Regions from separate parts of the Homo sapiens genome. Here region 2 is linked to region 1. Evidence: chromatin loops called from intact Hi-C (ENCODE). Cell type or tissue: PC-9. All regions are shown on one strand. Each heading gives the region's core, and the rest is flanking DNA. Links, peaks and the distances in the headings are about the cores only. Region 1 overlaps LINC02456 (long intergenic non-protein coding RNA 2456). Region 2 overlaps LINC02456 (long intergenic non-protein coding RNA 2456).

Evidence for each region. Peaks named below come from ENCODE experiments on the same cell type or tissue, not always from the same donor. Only the 100,000 strongest peaks of a DNase experiment are listed, where the experiment ranks them.
Region 2: a loop joins it to region 1, with 3 times the contacts of the local background. A loop is called at or near these places in 1 of 110 quality-filtered maps.

Annotation. Positions count from the first base shown.
Region 1 is chr12:102,628,160-102,633,538 of GRCh38, reverse strand. All of the region lies in intron 11 of LINC02456 (long intergenic non-protein coding RNA 2456), which reads right to left. Among named protein-coding and RNA genes, the nearest start is that of IGF1, 150 kb to the right of the region's middle. In PC-9, for the core only: no CTCF peak of the experiment used is centred there; a DNase peak (open chromatin) is centred at 2,048.
Region 2 is chr12:102,689,255-102,694,633 of GRCh38, reverse strand. LINC02456 (long intergenic non-protein coding RNA 2456) reads right to left here. Exons shown (of 13, transcript XR_007063427.1): 12 at 4,431-4,528. Among named protein-coding and RNA genes, the nearest start is that of LINC00485, 130 kb to the left of the region's middle. In PC-9, for the core only: no CTCF peak of the experiment used is centred there; DNase peaks (open chromatin) are centred at 2,263 and 4,093; H3K27ac peaks cover 1,595 bases.

The DNA of each region.
Region 1 (5,379 bases), core at 134-5,133:
CACAGAGCACTGGCTTCTGGGTCCCACTCTTTCACTGATTAACTGTGAAACATTGGGTAACTTTTCTTAGCTCTACCAGGCCTCACTGTCCTCATTTGTAAAAGGAAGAGGTTGGATTTTATGGTCTCTGAGGTCTTTTCCAGTTCTAACATTTCATGGCTCTATAAAGCATTGCTGTTAAGGAAGATTACTAGGAAATGTTGGAACTGAATCCTGTTTCTCTTTGCCTGTCCTGACCATGTCCTCCACATAGATGAATTATCCAGGCTGATTTCCATGCAATCCGAGTGATAGTCTTGCCATTATTAAGATTTCATCTTAGACTTTAATAGTTTATTCCAACCCAGAAAACATGGTGGGAGGTGGAGATGGCTATGAACCAAATGCTACCTTGGCCACTTTGCCCCACTCTACTTCCTAAGAGCCTATGTGTGGGTTATGGAGGCCCATGGTTTCAGTTAGCAAATAGTTATTTGATAGTTTAATTTAAAACTTATTTAATTCAAAAAGGTTTAATTCAATTCAGCAAATAATTGTTGCATGCCTACTGTGTGCCAGGTACTCATTAGACTCTACAGATACAGAGATAAATGATAAAAGTCAAAATCTGTTATGACTACAAAATGCTATCTATAAGATTAATAACATCTTATTTATTTATTTATTTATTTAGATGGAGTCTTGCTCTGATGCCCAGGCTGGAGTGCAGTGGCCACGATCTCGGCTCACTACAACCTCCACCTCCTGGGTTCAAGCGATTCTCCTGCCTCAGTCTTCTGAGTAGCTGGGATTACAGGTGCGTTCCGCCACGCCTGGCTAATTTTTGTATTTTTAGTAGAGATAGGGTTTTACTATGTTGGTCAGGCTGGTCTTGAACTCCTGACCTCAGGTGATTCACCCACCTCAGCCTCCCAAAGTGCTGGGGTTACAGGCATGAGCCACCGCACCCAGCAGATTGATAACTTCTTCACAGCTAAGTTGGACTTATTTTTTTCCCAGATAAAGACAACTAGATGTAGAGATACGAGGCTGTCTTTGTTTGTTTGGTGTGGCTATAACAGAATATGTGAGACTGGGTAACAAATAATGAAAAGAAATTTATTGTTCAGTTCTGGAGAATGGGAAGTCCAAGATCGAGAGGTCAGCATCTGGTGAGGGCCTTCTTTCCAAGTCATCCCATGGCAAAGGTCTCAAAAAGTAAGGGGGGAGGGAGGGAGGGAGAAATGGAAGGAGAAAGAGAGAAAGTAAAAAGGGGCCGAATTTCCCCTTTTATAACAAACTCACTTCTGCAATCATGACATTAATCCATTAATTCCACCCTCATGGCCTAATCATCCTCATTGGGCTCTACCTTCCAATACTCTTGCATTGAGAATTAAGTTTCCAACACACGCTTTTTGGGAGATACATTTAAATTATAGAAAAGGGCAAATCAGTTAAGTCCTAATATAAGTAAAAGAGAAAATAGAGGCCTTCTGGGCTCCACATGATCACAGATATAAATAATTAGCACAGAGCATAGGATTCAATAAATGTTATTTTTCTTCTCCATCTTGTTTAGGTTAATACCTAGAAGTCATTCTGCATTTCTCTGCCATTCATTCCCAAGTTGTCAGGTCTGCCTTATTAATATTTCTAGAATTTAGCCACTTCTCTACATTCCAATCTAAAACAAACTTCAAGTTTCTACTATAAATCTCTTTGTATTAACCTCCTAAATTTTTCCTATTGCCAGTCCTGCCTCCATCAATCCATTTTCCATGCTGAGACTGAAGTGATTTTTCTGAAATTTAGATTTGGTCATTCCTATTTCCACTGCTTAAACCAGAGATGAGGAGCAGGGGACAGAGTCTAGAAATGTTTAGACATGTAGCAATCAATAACTAGTCATCTAGGGTGAGGAAGTAAAGGTTATGAAGAAGAAGGAGTCAGGAATAATTTACACACTTACAACCTCATTGAATAATGGGTGGTGGTGCTATCAAAAGAAATGCAATGCAGGAGAAGCAGATTCAGTGGGATGATGGTATAAGGAATGCTATGACTCACTGCCCAAGATTTAGACTCTTATTTCCCTAGTTGCTGGGCGTGTGACTGCTGATGGCTAATAACAAAGACTGTCTGTAGGAATGGCCATCAGCAACTGCCCTGGTGTCTTTCCTTCAACTCACACCTACGCCTTCATGAGAGCTCCTTTTGACCAAGTAATGGAGGAAGAAAAATGCCAAACTAGGAGCACAGATGGGTTAACTCAGTCTATAGGTACAAGCCAAAAATGATTGCTGCTGCAATGTAGCTCTACTCAGAGGTATCTCTAAAAGATGGTGGTGAGAAAAAAAAAATCCCCCCAATGAGTAGAGCTTAAGCTTAAGATTATCCGCTTGATGTGGAAAGAGAGGTGGCTTCAGAAAAGATTACTTATGGATTCACAGGCAGTGGTGAATGGCTCAGTTGATTGGCTCAAGGCCTGGAAGAAAATCTGGAATATCATAAGCAAGAGGATCTGGAGAAAAGGTATATGGATTGGTCTATGAGAGTGAGCACAAAGTGTGAATAATGATGTATTAAGGCCCACAAATGAGTGTCTAAAATGGAAGAATCATAAATAATCAAGTACACAGAATAATTCAGCCAGTTGACATCAGTGATTTGTTAATCTGGTGATGGCACAATAGGCATTTGAATAGAGTAGCCATGGTGGGGAGTATAGAAGCTATGCATGGGCTAACAGGATGGGTCCTCATTCTTTTCGCTACTCTAGCTACCATCATTGCCAAATATCCCCTCTTCCAACAACAGAGACGCAACACTGAAAACCCAATATGAAACAATCCCATAAGGATCATAACCAGTCACTTGGTGGCAAGTCAACTGAATTGAACTCTTTTCATGCTAATTAGGAAAACAATTCATTTTCACTAGAATGGACACATATTCCAGTGATGGGTTTACCTTTCCTGCCCACAGAGCCTTAGCCAGCACTATCAGGAAGCATAAAGAGTATTTGATCTCCAACGTGAGATCTTCATGACATCAAATTCTCCTGCCCTATCCTGCTTCCTTCACTCCCTCTCATGAGTTCTGCTGCTAATAGCACTTCGCAAAAAACTCCCAGCATGCATATCTTCTTTTAAGTGTCTGTTATCCAGGAAAACCAATTTAAGACAGGTAATGAATTCAGTCTAGGTTGAGGTGATTGCAGGACACTCAAGCAGAGATATTGCATTTTTGCATATTGAAACTACAAGAATTAGACAAGATTATTCAGTGAGAATGTGCAGAGTAGCAAGAGTGGTACACGGAGAATAGAATATGAGGAAAACCACAAAAAGGAGGAAAAGGAAGTAAAACAAACCAAGAGAGGGTCAAGTTGCACCAAAAAGTCCAAATTTAAAAAAAAGACTGAGAGATGCGGCAAGTTGGAGGTTATGGATGACCTTAGCAAGAGCTCAAATTGTGGGGCTAGAAACAAAAGTGAGGTGAGTTAAGGAACACATGGGAGGTGAGGAGGTAGTGGCAGTGAGTAAAGACTAGGGGTCAGATATTCAAATACAGGGGCCAGATAGGTGGGGTAAATGGATAAATTAACTTCAATAAATAATATGTGTCCAGGCCTACATGGTCCAGGTACTATAATAGGCACTTGAGTTTTCAGTAGTGATGTGAGAGGAGACAGAAAAAGTAAGAAAAACTGTAGTTTCAGAATTCTTTAAAAATGAAGAAAATAAGAGGGAAATGAAGCAAAGAGCAAATTCCAAGTGAATGAGGGGGAGTAAGGAAAGATTTCTCTGAGGAGATGACATTTCAATGAATTCCTTAATAAGAAGTCAGCCATGTGAATACTTTGGGAAAGCATATTATAGGCCAAGAGAAAATAGTAAATGTGAAGACTCTGAAGCAGGAATGAGCATCTATATATTCCTAATAAAGAAGTCAGTATGGCTGGAAACTGTTAGCAAAGAGAAGGGTGTCAGGAGATAGGGTAGGAGAGCTAGACAGAAGCCAGCTTAACTCAGGCTAGTTGGCCATAGTAAAGACCATGATAAAGTGCATCTTGGAAGCCAACTGTTGAGAAAGCCAAAGGTCAAGCATAAGAATGAATCATGATGGTGATAATAGGAAGTGGCGGGAACTGTGGCAGAGTGGAGAGCATTTATCTAACTTAAAGAGGACAGTTGCTGATCAACAACAGCTAATCAGCTCTACTTAAGAATATGGACCCAGCCTGAATATCACAATTCTAAGAAAAGTAGAAATCTGGATTCTTAAATAAAATCTTCCAATTTCTAAGTGATGTCATTCAATTCCAATCTTGTTTTTTAACTAATCTGATCCAAAACACTGTGCTGATCAAACAGTAAATCTGAGGCTAGACTTAGCCAGCAGGTCTCCAAATGCAAGTCCTGGTTCTCAACATTGTTCTTCCAAATTTAGATGAAAAGGGGAGACAGAGGGTAAGAAGTAGCTAAAAGAATAATATGCTGCTGTTTTAGTCAGGGTTCTACAGAGAAATAGAATAATAGAATTTACATATATCTATGTATCTCTATCTCTATCTATCTATCTACATGGGGTACTGGGGAGAAATACTGATTTCATTGTCTCATGTGATTATGAGGGCTGACAAGTACAAAATGTATAGAGGAGGCCAGGAGGCTGAAAATTCAGGTAAGAGTTGATGTTTCAGTCTTCAGTCAGAATCCCACAGAGCAGCAAAATGGAAGCACAGGCAAGGTTTCTATGTTGCACACTTGAGGAGAATTCATTGTTTTTCACAAAGTGTGTCTTTGCTTTTAAGACCTTCAACTAATTAAATGATGCCCACTCATCTTATGGAGGGTAATATCTTTTACTTAAAGTCTACTGATTTAAATGTTGATGCCATCTGAAAAATATCTTCACAGCAACATTTAGGCTAGTGTTTTTACCAAACAATTGGGCATCATAGCCCAGCCAAGTTGGTACATAAAATTATATATCACAAGGGCCAAGAAAGCTTTAATTTATAATGAGATAGGTTTGAACATGTTTATACTCTGAGAAGACTGTAGTAAGGAAGACAGGAAGAAAAAGGAAAGGAAAGAAAAGATATACATAGAATGAGTGAGGCCTCAAAGGAGCAGGAAGTAGGATCATGGGATAGAGTGAAAGGATTGGCCTTGAATAGGAGGAGGACACCCTCACTCTCTAGAATAGGAACTAACAAGCTGTGCCCCAAAGGCCAAATCAGTTAGTTGCCTGTGATTTTGTTAGCAGCAGTGAATCTATATGGGTCTGCAGCAACTTGATCTTTGCCTCCTCAGAAGAAAGAATTTAATAGAGGAGTGAAATGCAGAGGGAGAGACCAAGGTAAGTTTTAGAGCAGGAGTGAACGTTTGT
Region 2 (5,379 bases), core at 1-5,000, 61 kb before region 1:
GCAGGTTCAGAAATACCATCCAAGAGCCAAATGCTGGGATTGGGGACCCCAAAAGCCCACTTGGTGCTCCACCCCACTGTGGCCAGAGCTGGTACCTAAGGTGCAAGACAAAGTCACCTGTACATTTCTCTCCACTTTTCTCAAGCAGAAAGATCCTTGCCCCACAGCCACCACAGCTGAGAATGTGCTGAGTCTCACCTGAAGCCAGCAAGTCTCAGCGTATCACCAAGGCCCACAGTGTTTTGGATTGTTTACCCGGTTATGGATGCTGGTTATTTAAGGTCCAATGGCTTTTCAAGTTAGCAGGACTGCCAGGACTGGGTTCTTCTTTTCAGGGCAACAGGTTCCCTTTTAGCCCATGGTGTGTCTAGAAATGTCATCCATGAGCTAGGGCCTCACACCTCTAATGGGTTCCCTATCCTGCTGTGGTTGAGCTGGTATCCAAGATGTAAGACAAAGTCCTCCTCACTCTTCCCTGTTCTCTCCTCAAGCAGAATGAAGGGGTCTCTTTTGGAGCTGCGATCTGTGAAGCCTGTGGTTAGGGGAGGAGTGATGCCAGCACTTCCTTAACCACCCCAACTGATGTCTCAGTAGGTCTAATTCCCCCCACAGCGCGCTGGCTCTGGGCCCATTTCAGCATTAGGACTCACCTAGCAGTTGCAGTTCTTGTGGCCCAGGCTGCCTTTGAAATTTATTTGAGGCCCCAGAGCACTTTAGCCCACAGTGGCAAGGCTTATGGGAACTTATGTTCCCATGCTGGGATTGGCAATTACTCTCAGTCTTGGGCTGGTTTAAATGCCCCCTCCATGGCTGGGTGTCATGTGAGTTTGGCCTGTTTTTTACCTTCTACTTGAACAAGGCAGCACTGAGTCAATGTCTCATAATTACTCCACTCTTCCTTTCCCCAGAGCATAGAAATGCTTCACACCATGCCACCACTGCAAGTGGTTTAAGGAGGGGTGGCATTGGTGATTCAGGACTGTTTCTCCTGCCTCTTCTGTGCCTCTTTCAGTGATACAAAGTTAAAACCAGGTACTGTGAGTGCTCACATGATTATTGGAGCTTATGAAGGTGCTTTTGTGTGTGTATAGATAGTTCTTAAATTGGTGTCCTTGTTGGAGGGACAATTAGTGGAGCCCTCCAGTCCACCATCTTGCTTCTGAAGAATTATCTCTAAATGTTGATGAATGTAGTCATCTTTGGGAGAAATGAGTTTGTTTTGAGAATGTTTATGTGAGGTGAATAGTTACTAGTATTTTCCAGTCATTAATTAAAATAAAAAATAAATAAAATTAAAAATTTAAATATTTTCCAAAACAAGAAACTGAATATAAAGTTTCTAAAAATATGATTAGTTTATTTAGCATTCAACAAATATATATTGGAGCCTACAATGCAAAAGATACTGCCTCGGATGCCATGCAAGATTCTAAGAAAGCCTACAGTACACTCTTTCCCTTCAAATATTTTATAAACTGGAAGAGATAGAAGTAGGATAATTAGGCTACCAAAATATGCAATATTAAGCAGACAATGATCAGGGTAAAAAAGCAGGCACAAACTAAGTTTTATAGGGTTTCAGAGAAGGAATTGATTCCACTGCATTTGAGCAAAAGTGCTCTTGGGGGAGCTAGGTAAAGGAAAGAATATAAACAAAGGGGCAGAAATTGGAAATTACTGGGAAATTTTGAGCCATCACATTTGATTAGAAAATAGATTAATTTTAGGGAAGTCCTGAGAATTGAGCCTTGAAAGATCTTTAAGACCTTAAATGCCATTTTAAAGGTTAGCTTAATTTAGCAGAGAGGTGAGACCAGCAAAGACTCATCAGGCTTTAAGAAGATCAATTTGCTGAAGTGGGTGGATCATTTGAGGTCAGGAGTTCGAGACCAGCCTGGCCAACATAATGAAGCCCCATCTTTACTAAAAATATAAAAAATTAGCCGGGCATGGTGGCGGGTGCCTGTAATCCCAGCTAATTGGGAGGCTGAGGCAGGAGAATTGCTTGAACCTGGCAGAAGTTGCAGTGAGCCAAGATTGCGCCACTGCACTCCAGCCTGGGTGACAGAGCGAGACTCTGTCTCAGAAAAAATTTTTCAAAGAAGATCAGTTTGTCTGAGTGTGTTAGATAATTGGAAAAGGAGAAAACAAAATCAAGGAAACAGTCACCAAACAGGCTAGTGCAAGCATCCAAGCAGAAAGATAAACTATGCATTCAGGTGAGAGCAACTGCAGTGGAAAGCAGGGAGTAGAGCCAAGAGCCAGTGCAGAAAACAACCAAACAGAAAAAGTGAGTTAAATAAATAGAGTGATGCAATGCAGAAGCAAATATTTTTAGTTTGCCTGACTCAGGTAACGTTTATACCATTTACAAAAGTAAAGAGGCTGAAAAGGCTGAGTCTGTTTCAAGAAGAGGGGAATGATTTGGGTATTGAACACTCTGGGTTAAGATGCCAGCAGTATACCAAAGGAAAAATCCAGCAGGTAGAATTGAGGGACTATGATCCAGGAGGCAAGAGACCTCTGGAGGCAAGGATTTGGGAGTCATTTCTGTAGAGGTAAGGGGTAGTCACCAAAACCATGGCAGTGCATGAGACAAGGGGAGGGGAGAGTGGAGTAAAGGCAAAAAAGGGAGGAGAGGAGAAGAATCTCAGGAATGCCAAGGAGGCATCATTTAGGAAACTTGAGAAAAACTATCCCTGGTTGAAAGAGAACTACTACTGTAGTGTAGCAGAAAGCATTCATTTCAAGAAGCAAGGGGATGTCAGCAGTGTCCTATGCCCTGTAGTGAGGGAAGGGTGAGAATAAGACTGAGAAAGAAAGAAAAAACTGACTTGGATGGTTTGAGAGTCATCAATGGTAAAATCATTACACCACCAATTATGTTTCAATATTGCAATTTGACCAGAAGTAAGATCCCAATCAGAATTGCAATCTGCAGATTGGAAAGAGATGAGGTGAGAAAGAGGAGCTAGTCAGTGCAGGCTGCTAATTTAACAATTCTAAAAGGAAGGAAAAGAAAGGTAGGGTGCACATTGAGAGGGCATTGTGTGGGAAAGACTGAGGGTCCTTCTTACAGAAAGGGTGAGACTGAAATTACTCAAGAGGAGATCACTGAGTGATATTTGATCATGAGCCCAGGTCAGGGCCTTCAATTTGAAAAGGAGAACAAACCTTCCCCAGATGCCAAAGGAAAGGAAGTGAGTGAAGAACAAAGGAACATTTTGAGACGGAGGGGAATAGTGAGCAGGGAAGATGGATGTTTCCAATGCAGAGGGGGAGCTGGTGGCATTTTAGAGAACTAGGTGGGGAGGGTGAGTCTGAAGATTTGAGAATCATGGAGAAGCTTTAAAACAACCCCTAGGCTGGTGTCAGAGGACACAATAAGAGTAACAAGTAAGGAAGTAAAAGGCTGGTAAGCAGCAGCATAGTTGATTCTGTGTGTGTGTGTGTGTGTGTGTGTGTGTGTGTGTGTGTGTGTGTGTGTGTGTCTGCCTGTCTGTCTCTCTCTCTCTCTCTCTCTCTCTCTCTCTCTCTCTCTCTCTCTCTCTATCTATCTGCCTGTCTGTCTCTTTCTGGACTCCTGGACTCTCAGGATCCTGTGGGCCTTGACTTTCAGATTGGTGACTACTCCCAGCCAGACTTCAAAGATGCAGAGTTGGAACTCCAAGGTTGGCAATTCCAGGCAGTAAGACCATGCCACCTGAGATTGCTGGGAGAGGCTTTTCCAGGCCCCTCCTGCAAGAAAACAGACACCAAAGAACAAGGTAAAGAAGTATGGAAAAACAGGGTTGGACCCTATCCATCTTTTTACTAGTCACTGCACTAAAATGTCAGAATCAGGGAAATGCCTGACCTCGTTTCTTGGGAAGAATGAGGCACATATCAAAATACATAAATCCTAAAAAGCTCGTTGTGAAGGGCAGAGTCCTAATAATTTGTATTTTGATAGCTTTTAAATATTTTTCAAATGGGTGTTTCCAGGAGTAAGGTAAATAGTCCCATTTTTGTGGGGCTTCTGATTAAATTCCAAACATATCAATGTTCTGGGGTGTGTCCAGTGACTCTGATACCTCTCAGCAGGTTTGCCAAGAAAGTGCAAATGTGAGTCTCAGGGAAACAAGGAAACCATTCTCCCAGTAGCAAGTTGCAGGGCTGTGCAAGGGAGAAATGTGCAGACTTTTGTCTCCCCTGTGAAGAAGAGATTAGAATTAGAATGGAATAAATTGTCGATGTGAGCAAGAGCTGTTACTATGTAACAATAACACTTTGTGTTCCATTCAAAGAACTGCAAGCCCTTTGACATGCCCTGAGCTCTTACTTTCTCTCTGGACTCCAAGAAGGGACTTGCTAAGCGCATCCCAGGTCCAGAGAGAATCTGCCCGCACCCCCCACCCCCGCCCCCCGCCCCCTCGCCACGACCAACTTACTGTGCCTCACTCTTTGCTCCTTCTTCACCAGTTACTCTCCTTCTGTTCCTTTTTGCCCACCTCTGCTCAGCCTCCAACACCAAACAGTCCATTTTTGCCTGGAGGAGGAAACAAGACTGTATTGAGCACACAAAAAGACATTTGCTTATTGAGATTGTAATGAGATCCTCAAAAAAGTTGTATAGACAAGTGATAGTCAAAATATTTAACAACACATTCGACACGGTCATCAGCCACCCAGAAACTACAGAAGTTTTACTGAAGCAGAGTGGATTCACCCACTGTGACGGGCATTACTTCTTATTTGCTGGACTGTGGAAAGTTCCCAGGACAGGGTAGGGCATGAGTGCCCAGAGTAGCAGGAATAGGAGATACTTGAGTGGCAGTAACTTTTACCAGCTGGGACAGAAGTATTTCAATGTTTCACCAACCAGTACTGCTGAATCTTAGCCATGACTTATGTCCATATAATAGATAAAAATTGGGCCATGGAGGTGTTAAATAACTCATCCAAAGCCACCCATTGAGTGCTAGGATTGGGACCCAGTGACTCTACTGTGAGGCCTTTTCCACACTCCCCACCTCACTGGCTCAGTACCTCTTCTCCCTCATCTGTCTCTTTCTGCTTAGAGATGAGAATATGTAGTAGTCTGGAGAGGGCATGCAAGGGCACCTGAAGACCCTCTCCCAGGAAAACTCTAAAGGTGTGTCTGTTAACTCTCTGCTGTGGTCCCACTAAAAGTATTCTCCGTAGTAGCAAGGTTAGGGGAGAAGATTGAGAAGAAAGCCTATTATTTCCTCTTTTCCCCCTAATGAGGCAAGAACCTTGTTTCTTTTGTTCCTCATGATGTTGTCAGAGTACAGCACATGATTGATTCCTAATACAATTTTGTCAAATGAATGAGTGAGTGAGTGAATGAGTGAGTGAGTAAAAAGGTATTTCTTCCAC